2 separate regions of the Mus musculus genome follow, and region 1 is linked to region 2. A link is a loop called in an ENCODE intact Hi-C map of the cell type or tissue named here. Cell type or tissue: heart. All regions are shown on one strand. Links, peaks and the distances in the headings refer to the core of each region. The heading gives the core; the rest is flanking DNA. Region 1 overlaps Col24a1 (collagen, type XXIV, alpha 1). Region 2 holds the start of Bcl10 (B cell leukemia/lymphoma 10).

Region 1 (9,256 bases), core at 2,206-7,205, 450 kb before region 2:
AGAGAAGCCATGCAGGTTTCTAAAACATGGGAAGTCATACAAGAAATAGTGTGGGTTCTTGCTCTGAACTGGTAAGCAAAGTTTGCAAAGTCCAGATCTGCACGCTCACTTCTTCCCTGCTTGCAGCAGACCTCTGGGAGGCCGAAGTAGAAACGAGCACCTCTGGAGGCCTGTTTTCTCACTGTTACAATGCACACATCAAAAGCGAGACATGTATGTAGCAAAGTATGTTTGAAAGCTGGTTACATAGGATTCCTCCTGGGCACGCTATAGTTACTGATTGTTTGTTTTTGTTTTTTAAATGCCCTTTTCATCTCTTTTGAAACTCTTTATTAGGTCTAAATAACATGCAATGGTAACTTATTGTTGTTAATGATAATCTGTGGTATTGGTAACTTGAAGCAAAATTAATAATTTACACAAATTTAAACCGTGTGTGATAGCATACACCTGTAATCCCAGCAGTCAGGCAGCAGAAACAGGAGGCTCACCCACAAGCCAAGGCCAACCTGGTCTACATAATAAGCTCTAGACCAATCAGAGATACCCAGTGAGGCCCCGCCTCACAAAACAAGACGGGCTGTAGCGATAAGAGTAATCCAGAGAATTCTGCTTGCCACATGTCCTCTGAGTCATCCGAGCATATGGTATAGTTAAATGAGTTAATAAATTTAATTTCAGTCACATTAATGTCATCCACAGGGTGATAAAGGACAAGTAGGACCCACGGGAGAAGCTGGAAGCAGAGGACCCCCTGGAAGCGTTGGGGAAAATGGCCCTAAGGGTGCCAGGGGAACTCGAGGTGCTGTGGTCAGTATTTGATTTCTTTTCAGCACTGACTCACTGGGGATGGAAAAGAACCGTGCATGCTCTCAGAGAGTCATCTTGATTGACTTTACAGAGGACACAAAGGTTCCACTGAACATAATCCTTCTCTGTGGGATGGCGGGAATTGCAAGCATTCCACAGTCTTAAACAGCTTAGTGGGTTTTAGACGCGAAGAAGGAAAGAGAAAATTGAAAATGGAAATAAAATATGAAATGAAGTTTTTTAAAAATCTGATTTTAACTCCAAAGTTCAGTAGGAAAGTTTATACACTGAGTACCTCAAATCAGGATTTAATATCTGTCTGAAGCTGTTGTCATGTTGGCAAATTGCTTTGAAAATTAAGTGAACTTGAGATGTGTTTCCATCCACCTCTTGGACCTGTCCTGCTTGAATGGGAGATTATCTTCCTAAACAGTTGGGGCAAATCACCCCAGCATCTATTAATAGCTCATCTTTTGTGTGAACTTTGCCTGACATGGAGAGCTGAAGTGTGATGCTTCTGAGCCTGTGACAGCAAACTCTTATTGCTGGTTTGTGATGAACCATTCAGAAAATCATAGCGTGAAAGGAAGACATTTGAAAGAGAATCTTCTATTCATGAATGTATTTATAACATGTGGGTGCATTAATCTCTTCTCCTTTTACATAGCCAATGCCAGGCCTGTCACCAAGGCCTTCGAGAGCCCGGGTCCTTTTGCTTTCTCAAGAAAATTTGCCCTTATTTACTGACACCTGAACATTCAGGCCTTAGGTCATTTTCTTTTCTTTTCTTTTCTTTTCTTTTCTTTTCTTTTCTTTTCTTTTCTTTTCTTTTCTTTTCTTTTCTTTTCTCTTCTCTTCTCTTCTCTTCTCTTCTCTTCTCTTTCTTTCTTTCTTTCTTTCTTTCTTTCTTTCTTTCTTTCTTTCTTTCTTTCTTTTTTTTTCGATCTCTGTATAGCCCTGGCTGTCCTGGAACTCACTCTGTAGACCAGACTGGCCTCGAACTCAGAAATCTGCCTGCCTCTGCCTCCCAAGTGCTGGGATTAAAAGCGTGTGCCACCACTGCCCGGTCTTAAGTCAGTTTCTGTTAATATTTCTCTGGTTTTGCCTGTGTTTTAAAAACATTAAATAATGTGGTTAATATTAATAAACATCAGAATTAATGCAGCCCTAAATATTGCCCTTAATGTAAGCTTCTACTTTGGAACTTTTTCTGTAAATGTATTCACCTTTAAACATTTTTAAATATATATTTTTAATTAAAATATAATTATGACCCTTTCTCTCCTCTCATCTCTTTCCTTCCTGTGTCCCCTCCCTTGAGCCTCTCTCATGACCCCTCCCTCTCAAATTTATGGGTTCCTTTTCCTTGATTACTATTGTTATATGTGTCTAAAGATGCACAAATCACACAGCCTGTGTGGTCCATTTTGTGAAGCTACAATTCCACTGTTCACATTTCATATTAATTCATTTAGTGTTTGATAATCTGATAAATGATAATATATATATATGTAATTTTTACCATCATATTTAAAATTTCCTTGTTATAACTATTTAATATATATTTCTCCTGAAAGTTTCCTGTCAATAAATATACATGTGTGGATAGGGATAGACACATGTACACACGTACATACTACATGTTTCCATCTGGTGGCTATTTTTTCTTCCTGATTTGCAATCGTTACTCATAAGCATGAAGTGTTGATATAATTTGTCAAACATGTTACAGAATAAATTACAAACAACTCCTTTTCTGTCAATTATCTATTAATTTTGTGTCTTTTGCTAAGCAGAACATTCCAATTTTAATAGTCAAAGTTTTCAATATTTTCCTTTACATTTTCTAGATTTTATTTATTCCCTTGAAATTCTATTCCCACATAAAGTATGCAAAATTTCCTTCCATATTCTCATTCTAATACATTTATAACATTGTTTTTAATTCTTTAAACCATATAGAGGTTTTTTTTTTTTCATAGTTATGGGAAAGAGTGTTTGTCTTCCCTCCACTGAATGTTTTCTTAATTCTGTTTTTGAACACGCAATGTATTTTCTTCCACTTTCGTATAAGGCTGCATTATATTCAGTGGTTTCTCCAGCCAGTCTGTCTCCGGTCCTCAGCTCTGTTCTGTCTATCATGCCGGCTCGTCCTCTGGGATCTGTTAGAGTAGACACCGCGTGCTCCCTTCTCAGAAAAGCCTGGCTCTTACGCGTACCTTATGTGTGAACTGTAGAATCAGCCCTTCAGTTTCCATTAGTATCTGACCTTTCTACAAAGAAATACAAGACATCTTTCAGCTTACTCACTGCTCACATAGCTCTGATTAGGACTATTCCATATTTTCTCTAACTTCTTTTGTATGAGGTGTATTCTGGTTTTCAATAAATTTTATTCAGATTAATATAATCCCCTTTTCAGCCTATTAGTGCTGTGTAAGAAATCTATTTATTTCCATATTTTGAGCATACATTCAATTAATAAACTCCAGATGAAGAGAGATACTGTCTTTCCAGTTCACTCATCTGACCTATTCCACTGACTGGAACTCAGAGAGCTGCAATGGGAGTCACGTGACCTGTCCCTGAACACTCCAGAGATCTCAGGGTCAAGTATTATTTTCAAAATACACTTTCGTCTTTCAGAGAAACTTCTTTCTTTCTTTGGTAGTTTCAACTAGGAGCTCTAAAGTTTTACTAAATTCTGCTACATTTGCTTGGGTCAAAGTTTCCGTTATGACACATTCCAGTCTATTATCCATTTTGAGTTTATTTGTGAACAGCGGAAAGATATAGAATTAATTTACTTCCGTTCTTCTGCGTGTGGATACCGAGTTCCCCCGCCCTGTTGTTTCTCTCTCGTGCTTTTCCTCGATTTACTCTGTTCTCGTGCCCATTTCTCCTCCTCTGGCTTCTTGTTAACACACTTGCTTTAAAAAGTCACCATGCCACATTTACACGAACAGAGTCCCATCTCTTCTGGTTCTTTGCCTTTCGGGAGTGAAGCTGGGATGCTCACGTGATTTTCCAGAGTGAAGCTGGGATGCTCATGTGATTTTCTTTTTTTAACTACATCTTAATGACAGCTTATTATCAGATCATTGTATCTATGAAAGTTGCTTGCTGCTTCCTTTTGTTTTTAAAACAAAATCCCAAACGTTTGATTTACCAAATGAAGACTTGGCAGCCTGCTAGCTCAGAGAGGTGGAGAAAGCACCCGCTGACCTTCCTGCTCCACTGATGTCCCAGTCACTCTTCTTCACACAGTCTTAAACACCCTCAACCCAAAGACCCTCCTTCCTCTTTCCTGGGTTTTCTTAGGTTCACACCCTGCCAACTGGTGCCTTGCTCTGCTTCTTGACTTTATTTAGCTCTTGTTTACAGAAAGCTCTCTGGGTTAAAGTTGTGTGTTAATGGCTGAGCCACACCACAATTCCCGTTCACAGTCTCGGGGTTCACAATGTGATCAAAATCTTGCAACGTCTCCCTCTAAGCATAAGTTGTTATCATGTAAGAAAGCTCACATAAGGTTAAAGAAACACACAAAAGACAGACTGGAAAAAAAAATGTAACTGAGTGACACATCTATCCCAAAAGATGTGCAAACCACAGCAAGAAACACACACAAAGTATTAAAGACCAAGCTTCCTGGGCAACTCCAAAGCCTTGGAGCCCTTCAAAAACTTAACCCAAAAATAATAAAATAGCTGAAGTCCCAGAGAAAAGTTAGAACCTTCTACAAACATCTGATGGCCACAGGGAGGCCCCTTTTTTCTTTATTTAGTAAATACATTTTAATCTACCTTTCTCTGACTGGCACTGGCTATATTTCTCTTTATTTTTTATGTTGGTATTTCCCCAGCATTCACTTGTAATTACTGATTTTGTTTTCTTCTCAGGAAAAGTTATGCTAAAGAATGTAAAATTTAAGTAGATTCCCTTTTTTGTCTTTTGCTCTTTTCTTGTGTCTCATCCTATTCCAAGAATCTGTGATTCCTGTTTTGAAAAACTTTGTTAAAATTTTTGTTTGAGACCATTTTGCACTGAACATTTGTAGTCATGTGTTTTCTATAGGTGTATGAGCACAAGATTCCACATATCCCTATTATATTATATTCTGAAATCCTTGGCACTCTCTTCTTATTTTCCCACCGATTTCTAAAGGAAGCTGTTACGTCCTCTCCTCTCTCCAAGCTCAACTTTTTGTCACCCCGTGTCTAACAGATACATTAAGATTTGTGGTCCCTATTTTCATTACCCCTCACACATTGTCTCCTAGTGGCAGCTCCCAGGTATCCGTCTTGGTGCTAGCAGCAGTCTTAAGTTCTGCATGCCTTTCTGGACACACAAGGCTGCCTCATTTAACCTCTGAGGAAATGCTGCGGCCGTTCAGTACCCAGAACAAGCAAGGAAACAGGAAGAGCTTCCAGCTCCTTTCCCAAATTAGTCAAGCTGGCCCCACCCTGCTCTTTCAATCTCTGTGTTTTAGAGTTTGAAATTTGCACATCAAAAAAATTTTTCTCCTTTGCATATGTTCAGACATAACTTTTGGCTCAAGTCACAAAATTTTGGTCCAGAAATTATGTATAAAAGGCCCTGTAATATATCATGTCTGAATTCTCATTTAAGTTGGCTTTACATGGTTCTTTCTTAAGCTGAAACATGTTTCTGTCCAAATTTTTCAAATTTTCTAATTTATGGTTAATAGTTGTAACATGAACTTTTTAAGAAATATAGCAAAATATGCATTCTGTGTGAGATATATTGAAGCAACTTGATCAAATGTAACTCAATACACAGATTCTCACACCTGCTTAGTATAATACATGGCAAATCACATACCTATTCTATGCCTTTATTTCCTTACTTCCTTTGTCTTGAGACGCAAACAGAAGAAACCACTGTGCAAACTCTTTGATAATATAAAAAATAAGGCATTGTTATCATCATTACATTAGCCAATTTTCAGCTGTCTGGGTGATATCTTTGATACAGTAAGAGTGTTTGCTAATCAGTCTTTAATTTGTATAGCTTGGTCATCTGTAAAATACTGATAACAATAATCTTATTGTGATCATGATACATGCATTTCCAGTATTTCTATTCCATCAACTTTGACCTGAATTTAAAATCATACTCCAGAAAGCATCTGGAATCACCTCTGAGAACAGAGCTGTTCTGAATCCTGGAGTCACAGTATCAAATACTATCAGGTTCCACTTTCTGATATTCAGTGAGCACAAACTTTGACAGTCAAAACCTGCATTTCTAAGAGCTATTTAGGGGCCAGCAGTATTCTAATAAGTGAATGTGGTTTTATTATTATTATTATTGAGTATGGATATACCAGAAATGAACTAGTAACATGGTTTGTGGGACTTTTTGGTCTTGGAGAAACACGGACAAAAATTGGGGGTGTCATTTTTCTGTTTTCCTGATTTACTGGGTAGAATTTCAAACCATGAAAATCTAAAGGTAAAGGTTTGAATAATAGGCGTAGATGTTTAATGATTCACACAATTGTCTATTTTCTCTAATATTTATTTTGATTTTTTAGGGTCCATTAGGATTGATGGGACCTGAAGGCGAACCAGGAATCCCAGGATACAGAGTAAACATTTCTGATTTTAAATAAATAATTATTCACAGACAGGAAGGCATTTTTAGCTCATATTATATCCCAAATATGCAAACTAAGATTCACTGTTCATTTATTAAAATTTTATTATAAATAACATGAGAATGAAAAAATATGCAATGAAATTAGACAACAAAGTCTCAATAAATGTCTGTATAATTAATTATAATAGAAATTGTAGAGCTTCATATATATCCACCACCAAAAAGATAAAGTTCTAATAAACTTGAGAAAATAAAGTAAAATAAACACTGTTATTTAAAAATGTTTCTTTTCCTTGATAAAGTATTATGATATTTTGGTTCTCAACCTTCTGTAAAGTGTGTCTTGTATTTCTTCTCAGAAAACTGCAATGAGTAACAGCACGGGGACGGTAGCAACAGCTAGCACATCTGCTTGGTCTGGGGACTTGCTCTTTACTTGTTGCTATTCTTATAGGGTCATCAAGGTCAACCAGGACCCTCTGGATTGCCAGGACCTAAAGGAGAAAAGGTGGGTGTGCGTGTGTGTGTGTGTGTGTGTGTGTGTGTGTGTGTGTGTGTGTGTGTCGGCCTTTTACTTCCAAAGTTATGTATGAAACCTATGATTTCTTTCTAAATGAATGCATGAAAATACTGTTAAGAGATAGAAGGGCCACTTTTCAAGTTAGAAAATTTGCAGATTCTAGGAGGATATAAATACCAAGGAACTAAAACTCAAAAATATTAAATATATTAAATATTTTCCATGGATTAATTGGAGATTAAGGTGAAACAGTATATGTAAAGGTACTTTGTGATACACAGTTTCATAAGAGCAAAATTATTTATTGAAAGGGGATATGATGTGCTGGACAACATTGCCATAAGCACACAAATATTAACTTAGAGTTTAATTTCCTAACGAATTAGTAATAACTACAGCATGGCTCGGTTTGTAATCTAATTGAAAGTATACATGTCGAGAAAATTTATGATTAATTTTGTGTAATCAAAACAGGTTAGCATGTCCAATAAAAGATTCTATACATAATAGAAGCCTATATAAAATATGATACACATAATTCGTAGCTACAAAGTTTTCACTTAAATACAGCCAAAAAACACATTAGAAAGTAACAAGAGTATTTTAAATGTACTTTCTGAACTAAGTTGTGTTAATAAATTTCTATATTTGTTTTAGGGCTACCCAGGAGAAGATAGCACAGTTCTGGGACCTCCTGGGCCTCCAGGTGAACCAGTATGTCTTTTCTAAAATTATTTTGGTTCCTAAGATGAAATCAGTCAGGAGCTTTTGATGTCTGCCGGTCATGTCTGTTCAGAGTTCTGTTTGGTTAGTCTTATCACTGGACCTTACAGTAAATCAGTATTTATCTCTATACCATGTACATAATATAAAAATCTCAGATATGAAAAAGTGCAGGAGTCACACTCCTCCACCAAGATGTATATCTAGGAAAATTAACTCTGAATCGAACTTTCAATATGGAATACAAAACATAGTCCTAAAATACTAGTCCAAAACTAATACACCAATAATTTAGTTTTTTAGGGCAAATATTTCTTTAATTATAAAGATGAGATTTGTTCCTGAAGTATTTTTATTTTTATATATTTTTATTAGATATTGTTTTCATTTACATTTCAAATGCTATTCCCAAAGCCCCCTATACCTTCCCCTTGCCCTGCTCCCCAACCCACCCACTCCCGCTTCCTGGCCCTGGCAGTCCCCTGTACTGGAGCCTATGATCTTCCCAAAACCAAGGGCCTCTCCTCCCATTGATGACCCACTAGGCCATCCTCTGCTACATATGCAACTGGAGACACACCTCTGGGGGCTACTGGTTAGTTCATATTGTTGTTCCTCCTATAGGGTTGCAGACCCCTTTAGTGCCTTGAGTACTTTCTCTAGCTCTTTCATTATGGGCCCTGTAATCCATCCAATAGATGACTGTGGGCATCCACTTCTGTATTTTCCAGGCATTGGCATAGACTCACATGAGAGAGCTATGGCAGGGTCCTGTCAGCCAAATCTTTCTGGCATATGCAATAGTGTCTGGGTTTGGTGGTTGTATATGGGATGGATCCCCTGGTGGGGCAGTCTTTGGATGGTCTTTCCTTCCGTCTTAGCTCCAAACTTTGTCTCTGTAACTCCTTCCATGGGTACTTTGTTCCCCAAACTAAGAAGGAACGAAGTATCCACATTTTGGTCTTCCTTCTTGTTGAGTTTCATGTGGTTTGCAAATTGTATCTTGGGTATTCTAAGTTTCTGGGCTAATATCCACTTATCAGTGAGTGCATATCATGTGAGTTCTTTTGTGATTGGGTTACCTCACTCAGGATGATATCCTCCAGTTGCATCCATTTGCCTAAGAATTTCATGAATTCATTGTTTTTAATTGCTTAGTAGTAGTCCATTATGTACATGTACCTCATTTTCTGTATCCATTCCTCTGTTGAGGGGCATCTGGGTTCTTTCCAGCTTCTGGCTATTATAAATAAGGCTGCTATGAACATAGTGGAGCATGTGTCCTTATTACCAGTCGGAATATCTTCTGGGTATATGCCCAGGAAAGGAATTGCTGGATCTTCCAGTAGTACTATGTCCAATTTTCTGAGGAACCACCAGACTGATTTCCAGAGTGGTTGTACAAGCTTGCAATCCCACCAACAATGGAGGAGTGTTCCTCTTTCTCCACATCCTTGCCAGCATCTGCTGTCACCTGAATTTTTTATCTTAGCCATTCTGACTGGTGTGAGGTGGAATGTCAGGGTTGTTTGATTTGCATTTCCCTGATGATTAAGGATGTTGAACATTTTTTCAGGTGCT
Region 2 (9,256 bases), core at 2,923-7,922:
TTAGGGGGAAAGACTGACGACTTGGGGGATAGCTCAGTAACAAAGAACTTGCCAGAAAGCATAAGGCCCTGAGTTCAATTCCCAGTGCCTTCCTGAAAAGCCAGTGTGGTAATCCTAGGGCCGAGGATGAGAAGACAGATGAGTTCCTAGGAGTCACTCACCAGCTAGCCTGGCCTGATCCGTGAACCCAAGATCCTTTTCTGTTTCTGTGCCACAAGGTCTCAACAAAAGCAGCTTAAATAGGGAAAAGTTTATTTAGCTCATAGGTCCAGTGTGGAGAAACCCTGCTAATTAAGGTACTAGTCTACCATTGCCTGGATAGCCTTCTGAACTCGGTACAAGATGGCAGACTCCCTTTGTCAGCAGGGCTTCTTCTCTCACCTTGTCCAGGGAACTCACCCCCCCCCCACACACACACACACACACCTCTACCTGCAGAATGTCACAGCCTTGGTTAGATTACCAGTTCAGCTTTCTCCCTTTCAGCAAGCACCTGAGATTCCTAGAGTGCCTTCCATGCTAATGAGGCACCTCCATGCCTTAGCCTTCAGCCGATGACCTCTGCCCACCATGGATATGCCTACCCCTTCCCCAGAGCTATATAACCCTTGATTCACCCCCAAGTAAAGTTGACCTGTCTCCCTTAAGCTGATCCTGAAATGTGTTGCCATTTCTGTTTGTACTCACAGGTCACCCAAAATCCTGTTTGTCGATTCTGTTCCCTTCATCCTTGTGGGCCAGTGGCCAACGACCCCAGGGACAAGGGAGCAGACCCACATTCCAGGATACAGTGCACCATGGTGCAGAAGTCATGGCCCCAGGATCTTAAAGCATCCACAGTTAGAAACCAGAGGGTGTGACTATCAGTGCCCAGTTCTCTTTGTCCTTTTTGTTCAACCCAAGGAATGATGCTGCCAATTAACCTAATCAAAATAATTGTCCCAGTCACACCCAGAAGCCACCCTAATCTGCAGACTTCTTCTCAAGTGTGTCCAGAGGCATACAAATTCTAGATCTTGTCAACTTAGCCACCAGCATTATTAGTCACACAGAATTTGTCTCAAGAGAGAATGTGGGACCAGCAAGAAGGCTCAGAGGGTAAAGGCACTTGCCACCACGCCTGACCTGAGTTTCATCTCCAGACCCCCACATGGTGGATGGACAGAACCAATTTCCACACGTTAGCCTCCAACTTCTACACATGAGCTGTGTCATGTGTGCACACAACACACATACACAATGAAACAAAGAAGAAATGATACCTAAGGCTGTCCTCTGGCTCCCACATGCATGGGCACATACATGCCACATGGAGCCATAGACATACAAAAATGCACATACAAGCGCACATACACATAAAAAAGAAAAGAGTTTGAACATCCTTGTTTCTGGAATGAATCTCCAAGCCATTGGTGTAAATGTCAACTCAAACAGAACTGAAAACACATCAGCTGCCTGTGCTCAACAATCTCTCAAGTCTTAGAACAAGCCAGAAACCAGCTTCAAACCTGCCTTCCTCTTCTACGCAGGTCCCCAGGCTTATGCAGGACTCTGCCCTCTCAAAGCTGTTAGAATGGATCCCTAGTTTCTCACCTCTGCTGGTGTCACTGGCCCCAGTTCAACAGTAGAACCAACTGAGAAGTTTTGAAACTGCCACTTCAAGGGTTAAACGTGGTCAACCCATGACCCAGAAATTCCACTCTTAAGCCTGTACCCAAAAGAAATGAAAGCAAGGGGCTGGAGAGATGGCTCAGTGGTTAAGAGCACTGACTACTCTTCCAGAGGTCCTGAGTTCAGTTCCCAGCAACCACCTCGTGGCTCACAGTGATCTGTAATGGGATCTGATGCCCTCTTCTGGTGTGTCTGAAGACAGCAACAGTGTACTCATATACATTAAACAAATAAATATTTCTTAAGAACCAGCCCCCTGTACACCATCCCCAATTAAGTGTTCTTCTTTATAAGGGTTGCCTTGGTCATGGTGTCTCTTCACAGCAATGAAAACCCTAAGATACCTCCCCCTTCATTTCAAAACAAAAAACAAAACAAACAAACAAAAAAACCCAACAACAACAACAAAAACCAAAACAAAAACCCTCTTCCTTTATTGATTGCTACTAATTGTTCCAAGATCATACAGTCAATGATGTATTAAGATGGACAACATCTCCCCAAAATTCACAACCACTGGTACCTCAGAACATGATCCACTTTGAAAATGCATTCTTGTGTTGTGTCCCTTATCCATGAGGAAACACCCTGAGAAACCTGCTAAGCAATGTCATCACGTCCCAACATCACAGGCTATGATCCCACTGCCTTGTGCTTGTAGCATCTAAATTGAATCTACAGGACATAGGTCGGGTGTCTCACGTTCCAGAGTAGGATATAGGTACACTTGTAAGTTAGATGGAAATGCAGGTTCCTGTTAGCGTTTGGGAATCGGTACTTATTGCAAAGAAAGGACAGGCTTGTTTGCTTGAAGCTATGCCTTTATAGTCTGGCCCTGTGACTTAGCCGAAAGGGAGGGAAATGAGTTTGCCAATGGAGGAATGGTGATACATTAGAAACTCAGGATTGAGATTCACAGGCCATGATCATGCACAAGCTGAAGAAGGCGGATGGCTTGAACCCAGTTCAACATTTGCCTGAAAACATAGACATTATTCCCAAGAAAACAAGAAGGAAGATTGCTTGACATTTTTTTTTTTGTGATGGTAGTGAGTATTCATCACAGTGCCCTATATCTGGGTGGCTGGAGAATGAAATCTTCCAGCTGTTTCTCTGACTCCCATCCTTTCTTCTGCACTCTGGTCTTTTCTTGATAGCAACAGGGAGCCTTTCAAAACAAAGTCAAACGCCCTGGCCTTTCTCACCCAGCCTGCTCTCCTCTCTCTCACTGCTCCCAATCCAGCCAGGCCTCTACCTCCTGGGGTCTAGATTAGAGCAGTAGCTGGCCAGCTTGCAGAACAGTGAAAGCATAGTTTGCATATGTCCCTCTGCTCCTCTGAAGCCTGCAGCGGCTTTCCTTCTGACTCAGAGTAAACCTGTATGACTCTGGGCAAAGTCAGATTAAACTCTGCCCGTAGCAGAGTTCACCTCCCCAGCCACCCAGCCTCTGCATTGCAGGGCTCTCCACTGAGAGCTCTTTTTCCCTTTTTCCCTCTGTCCAACGGCTCCTCCCTCACTTCCTGCACGTGGGAAATGTATCCTTTATCTCCGTGTGGTCTCCATCTCCACCTTTTCCATTTCCCAGCGTCGCTTTCCCTCTTAGTATTTATGAGATTCTAGCATATTAAACACTTTACACACGAAACTTTTCAAATGTCTACCTTTTCCACCCCCAAACAAATACGTGCTTTAATGTAAATTTCACGAAGAAACAGATGTTATTGTTGTTTTTTCTGTTTGTTGGAGCCAGGCTCCTACTATATAGCACAGGTTGTCCCAGTAATTTACTAAGTAGCCCAGAATAACCTTGAACTTTGACAATACTTATGACTGGGTCTATTGTTTTTTATTTTGAGACAGGATATTCTTATCTGCAGGGTTCAAACAAAAAAAAACCTACATATCCAAAATGTGGGGAAAAAATGCAAAAAGGAAAAAACCCTCCTAATGTTTTAAGTAAGTTTATGATTTATTCCTGCTTATAGCTGGGTCAGATGCAAGCAGTTGGTTGGCCAACACAGCTAGCTAGCTTGTGCCACCACACCCTAGCTGGAGGACAGAGGTGTTTGATTTGCTAGAAGAAGATCTGGGTGTAGTTCAGTAGTTGCCATTCAACAGATGGTTGCTACAGGAAAGAGCAAATGATTAAGCAAATTGGGTTATAACAAGACAACGGATGACTAAGGACACAGGAAAACACTCTAGTATACTAGACATCAGCGTAAAAAAAGACCTGGCATAATGTAAACACCAAGATTCCAGAACTCTGATCAAAGCTACAGAGATGTGGCTTTAAGCCTCTACTGGTTCTTTTGTTTTAGATAAAGATTCCTGTTGCCTTTGGTCCTCTTGACATTTCAGTCTACACTTGCAGATTTACTTCATCGACCACATAATCATTTTCTGCCTAGGACTCTATGTGGAGCACCTCATCCACTAGGACACGTTTTGCACGGGCTACGAGTTAAAATATCGTTCTGAAAATAGCCATTTGGCCTCCAATAAACAACTTCCCCATCAGAGCATCCCTAGAATTTACTTACTGAACAGAGATAAAGGATAACAATAAGAGAGTGTAACTGTGTACCAAGTAGCTTCAGAACCTTAAATATACTCCTAGAGGCCCTAGCTTTTTAAATTTGTCTCTACTGCATAGATTAATAAGGAGAAATGCTTCTAATGAATAGAGACTTAAAAGTACCCAAACACTACCTGTGCTGCTAAATTGATGGGATTGCAGGTAATTTTTAAATCTTTTAACAGTTTTTTTTTTTTCTTTGTGTTTTGTCGTTTTGTTTTCTGCTCTCAAGATCTCCTTGCTCCTGTCTCCCTAGTTCTAGGTGGTAAATGGCAGTGGCCCCCCAGAGCAGGCCCTCAAACGGAAGTTATGTGTGCGTGTATACATATACGTATGATCACGCAACTGTAAAACCTGGCTCAGCACAACAGGAAATTGTTCCGCAACATCTGGAAAAGAGAAGCAAACCAAAATGCTCTGGCCGACTCAGCCCACACTCCACCCAAACGAGGAGTCTGCGAAGGCGGGGAGATCCCGCTAAACTGAGCGGCCAGTGCTCCGCCCACGGAAACAAATCCTTCAGGCGTCCAATCCGCAAGCCTATGTAAATGACAAGGGGGCGTGGTTAGAGGGACGCCCGCTGTGGGCGGAGCCACTGCGGAAGCAGAGACGTAACCGAGGGTAGTACTGATTGGCTGGCACGTAGGTGGGTGGGGCCTGCAGGCAGACCCGCCTCGCCGAAGGGTGGTGCCTGAGTTAGGAAGAACGCTGAGCGCGGCACCGCTGGCCCCAGGGGCGGAGCCGGAAGTGGGGCGTTGAGGTCTCCACCTCCTCGTCCGTGAGCCGGCCGTTCCCCCGCTTCTGTTCCTAGTCCCCCCGAAGTCACAGCCTGATTCCCGGAGGCCCGAGCCCTTAGTCTGGGCGGGGTGGCGCGGGCCGGAAGGACGCCATCCCGGCCTGGGCCATGGAGGCTCCCGCACCGTCCCTCACGGAGGAGGATTTGACTGAAGTGAAGAAGGACGTGAGTAGCTCCGCCGGGCTGGGCGCAGCGGGGCGCAGCGGGGCGGGCGGGCGGAGGAAAGCGGAAACCCGGAGCTGAGCGACGGGGAACTTCAGGTCGGAAGAGCGCGGGGTCCTGGCACAGCACGACCTGCCTGCTTCCCGGGAGCTGGCTGGAGACGATCCACCAGCGACCCGGGAGTCCGCGGTTAAGCCTGTCGGTGGGCTTGGATGTTTCCTTGCCATCCGCTCGTCGCTGGTGGCTTTCCATCCTGCCGATCCCCCATCCCACGCCACCGCCGCGGGAGCTGCTAGCCTAGGGAGCCGCCGGAGTGTGCCCACAGCGGGCTTTGGACCAGGCATCCCCGGGCGTAGAGCAGATGGGTGAAACTGGTCTCTATCGGGGGCTGCGGAAAGCTCGCCAGCTGAACGCACGCCCTGGAATTCCCCGAGTAATCAGACGCCCACGTATTTAAATGAAGGGGGTGTGCGTACTTCTCGCTGAGACTTGGTTCCCAGGTAAACGTTGAAAATACTCCCGACTAAATTGGACTCTTCTGCTTAGACCATGTAGAACTTCACAGACACAGTAATATTTGAGGAAATGGCTTTAACCACAACGTGCTTCGTTTTTTTTTTCCTTCCTTTTAACTTCTTTTGCCAGAAAAAAAAAAAAAATCAAATGAGCACAACTTAGATAATATACATGAATTCACATTAAAAACCGGTAACTCGTTCTTACTTAGCACCAAAATGCTGCCGAAAAATCGTCTTTACGAACTTAACCTCAAGTTGTTGAAGATGTATGTGTGCTTCAGACCCCTTTTTCTACCATACTTACCCCTTGTAAAGTTTATTGCGCTGTGCCCATAATTACAACTGATAGAGCTAAGTACCAGGAGGGAAAGGTACGGCCAGGATAACTGCCATAGTTTCCGTGTTCAGTGGAGTTGGTAGGGCACCTGCTGTATGGAAAGCTACACATTCTACTTGAAACAAGGTCTTTGATACCCACTATAGTCCTTAAGAGGACAGTAAACCCTAAGTGTAAAGTCTGGGAGCTCTGTTCCCATGTTCCACAGTTTTGAATTTTCTCACAATCATTAAAGTACCTATAAGGAGAGAATTGCTTTTCATTTTATAGCTGGCAAAACAAGACAAGACCTGTCTGTAGATAGGGGAGGAGAGTGCTGCAGGCCTTTGTTTCTGCTCCGGGGTTCATTGACGTCATCCATCCTGACAGTTGCACGTTAGACCTGTGTCAGATGTCCATAACCTTAGAGAGACTACAGAGAAGCGTCAGGGTGTCTATAAAAATAGTGTTCCTTAGATATTCACCCTATTATTTTTGAAACTGCTTATGACAAGCTTAAACATTCATCCGCATTATTTGAATCTCCTTTTTTTCTCAACTCCAGGACTTTATTTCCAAGTCTACCAGAACTCAAACTATAATTTCATACATTTGGCTGTTGTTTTGTTTCTCTGTAATTCTGACTGTCCTGGCACTCACCTGTAGAACTAGCTGGCCTCAACTCCCTTCCTCTGCCTCCCAAGTGTTGGGATTAAGGCATGAGCCACCACTGCCTGCTATGTTCTTATGTTTTCAAAACTTGAACTTTTCATTATCCTTCCCCCAAAACTGCTTGGTGTCCCTTCTGTATTATCTGTCTTGATAAATGGTGGGAAGTTGTTTACATGAGGCTGTCTGTCTGTCTCAGGGTTTGCTTTCTGTGGCTTCTGTTGCCTGTGGGTCAGCTATGGTCCAAAAATATTTAATTATTTAATGGGAATTTGATACGGTTATAGTGATACAAATTGAGCACTCTTCTAAGTACCGTGACAAAATCTTGTGCCATCTCACTGCATCTAGCCAGGGACACGAGTCTCACCTTTTCCCCAGTGTGTGTGTTACCTGCCTGATATCCTCTTAGTAGTGAGCTGTCTTGGATATTAGATTAGTTTTTATGGTGGAAAGCTTGATATGGGGTTGGTACCATGAGGTTTTGCACATCCATAGAGAGTCTTGGTCCATGTCCTCCCATGTTAGTGGGGAGCACAGGCCTACTGCTGGTCCCCAGGGCTGTACATCTTCAGCGCTGCTCCTGTTTTCATCTGTTTATTTAACACACCCTCATCTTGTTAGAACTTGTTTCCTTTTAACAAATAGAGGTAACTTTATACTCTGAAGTTGATAATGTAATACTAACAGTTAAATTAAGGACTAAGGAACTAGAGAGATAGCTCAGCAGTTAAGAGCGCTGACTGTTCTAACAGAGGTCCTGAGTTCGATTCCCAGCAACCACACGGTGGCTCACAACCATCTGAAATAGGATCCAATGCCCTCTTCTGATGTGTCTGAAGAGAGAGCAACAGTGTACTCACATACATAATATAAATAATCTTTAAAAAAAAGAACTAAGACAAAATTCTGTTTTTTACAATAGCTCAATTTCTTGATTGAAGAAAAGTAACCATGAACTGATAACTTTAAACATTATAATAAAGTTTCCATCCATCCAAAGCACTGCACTCTGAAATGCAGAGCACACAGCGGTGGACAGAATGTTTGGGGGTTGCCTCCTTCAAACATGTAGGCCATTAAAGGTGAAAAGTATGCATATCGTTTATACACCTGGGCACTGGGAAATTTGCTCAGTGCTATGAAGACAACACCAGGGCATCATACTTGCAATAGGATGGTTAGATGTGCTTGGTTTTGATCTAAGGTTATAACAGAGCTGGGGAAGCGCATTTGAGACAGAATTTGACAAGGACCTAAGTCAGGACCTTTGTAAGTTCAGAATATTGAAGGATGGCAGATGGTAACAAAATGAAATTAGGGATGTGGGCTAAGCAAACTCTTGAAGGTCTTAACACTTTTTTCTCTTAGGAGTCATACTAACGAATTAATAGGGTTTTGTCTGACTTTTAAAGATCTGCCTGCCTTTTCTGTAGACCAGGAAGATGAGGAAAAGTGGGAAAGGGCATGGAAGGACTTGGATACACTGAAAGGCAGTGATGATATGGATCAAAGTGAAGGCCGTAGACATGGATGGAACACAAGCTCGGGGTGCATGCTAAGAACGTGGACAGGATGGGAGTTGAAGGAAGAGTAAGAATGAAGATCAGAAGAGATTTCTGCACTAGAAATACAAGCATTCTGTTGAAAAGATGAGAACCAGCTCCAAGCTCTCGAGCTGCAGCCCTCATCATCTGAGAACGGGATGGGAAGCACAGAGAGAAGTTTCATAGAGATCAGAAACAATCAGGACAGTGCCCTGTATGCTCAGCAAGGAGAACGTGTCTGGAGGAAGGAGTGATCAGCTGTGACCCTGCTCTCAGAAGCCAAATATGATGAAGGTGGGAAGGACCCGTCAGTAGAGGAGGTCCTCGGTGACTTGGGGGAGAGCGTGGGACACAGTGGAAACGCCTGGGGATGAAGTGGGGAATGTGATGAACAATGGAAGAGGCTGGGGCTGCGAGACAGGCGTGGCCAGCTCATCCTGGATGTTAAAGTACGGCTTCCCAGCGATGACCAGCAACCTCAAGCTTCAAAGATGAAGGGAGCTCAGGGTATGAGAAGGAAAACTCAGGCACATAGCAGCATGAAACAGTGCTAGTCCTCGATTGTAAGTGGAGCAGAAGTCCTGCCATAGGGTACTGCTGAATCAAGCTGGAGAGGTGGCCTGCTGTGGGCTTGCCTGCCATGAGCTTGCCTGCTGTGGCCCAGTAGTCACTAGTCATTGGGCCTCCACTGTAGAAGGAACTGGGCTGAGCCTTCATGCACACTATCCCAATTAGTCTTCCTAGATGGGTTTAATTCTTTATCCTTATTTTGCCAAGATCCTGAAGGCCCAGTGGTACCAGTTTGTACCAGTTCTCACAGAATGTTACAGATTCAGGGTTAGCAGAAGTTTGACTCATTGCACAGCCATGCTGTTCTTAAGGACTTTTTAGATTTTTTTTTTTTAAATATTGGTATTTTGACTGCATGAGTGTATATATACCATGTGTGTTCCTGGTGTCTACAAAGGTCAGAAGATGGTGTCAGGTCCTCTGGAACTA

Evidence for each region. Hi-C counts contacts between places; a loop is a spot of excess contacts. Peaks named below come from ENCODE experiments on the same cell type or tissue, not always from the same donor. Only the 100,000 strongest peaks of a DNase experiment are listed, where the experiment ranks them.
Region 1: it touches region 2 in a loop (5-fold over the local background); 1 of 42 quality-filtered maps calls a loop at or near these places.

The regions. Positions count from the first base shown.
Region 1 is chr3:145,473,464-145,482,719 of GRCm38, forward strand. It overlaps Col24a1 (collagen, type XXIV, alpha 1), which reads left to right. Exons shown (of 60, transcript NM_027770.3): 39 at 703-810; 40 at 6,368-6,421; 41 at 6,887-6,940; 42 at 7,610-7,666. Among named protein-coding and RNA genes, the nearest start is that of Gm35133, 86 kb to the left of the region's middle. In heart, for the core only: a CTCF peak has its summit at 5,067; DNase peaks (open chromatin) are centred at 3,758 and 5,188.
Region 2 is chr3:145,919,306-145,928,561 of GRCm38, forward strand. It overlaps Bcl10 (B cell leukemia/lymphoma 10), which reads left to right and starts at 4,957. Exons shown (of 3, transcript NM_009740.2): 1 at 4,957-5,210. The coding sequence starts at 5,154. In heart, for the core only: no CTCF peak of the experiment used is centred there; DNase peaks (open chromatin) are centred at 4,886 and 5,526; H3K4me3 peaks cover 2,270 bases; H3K27ac peaks cover 2,395 bases.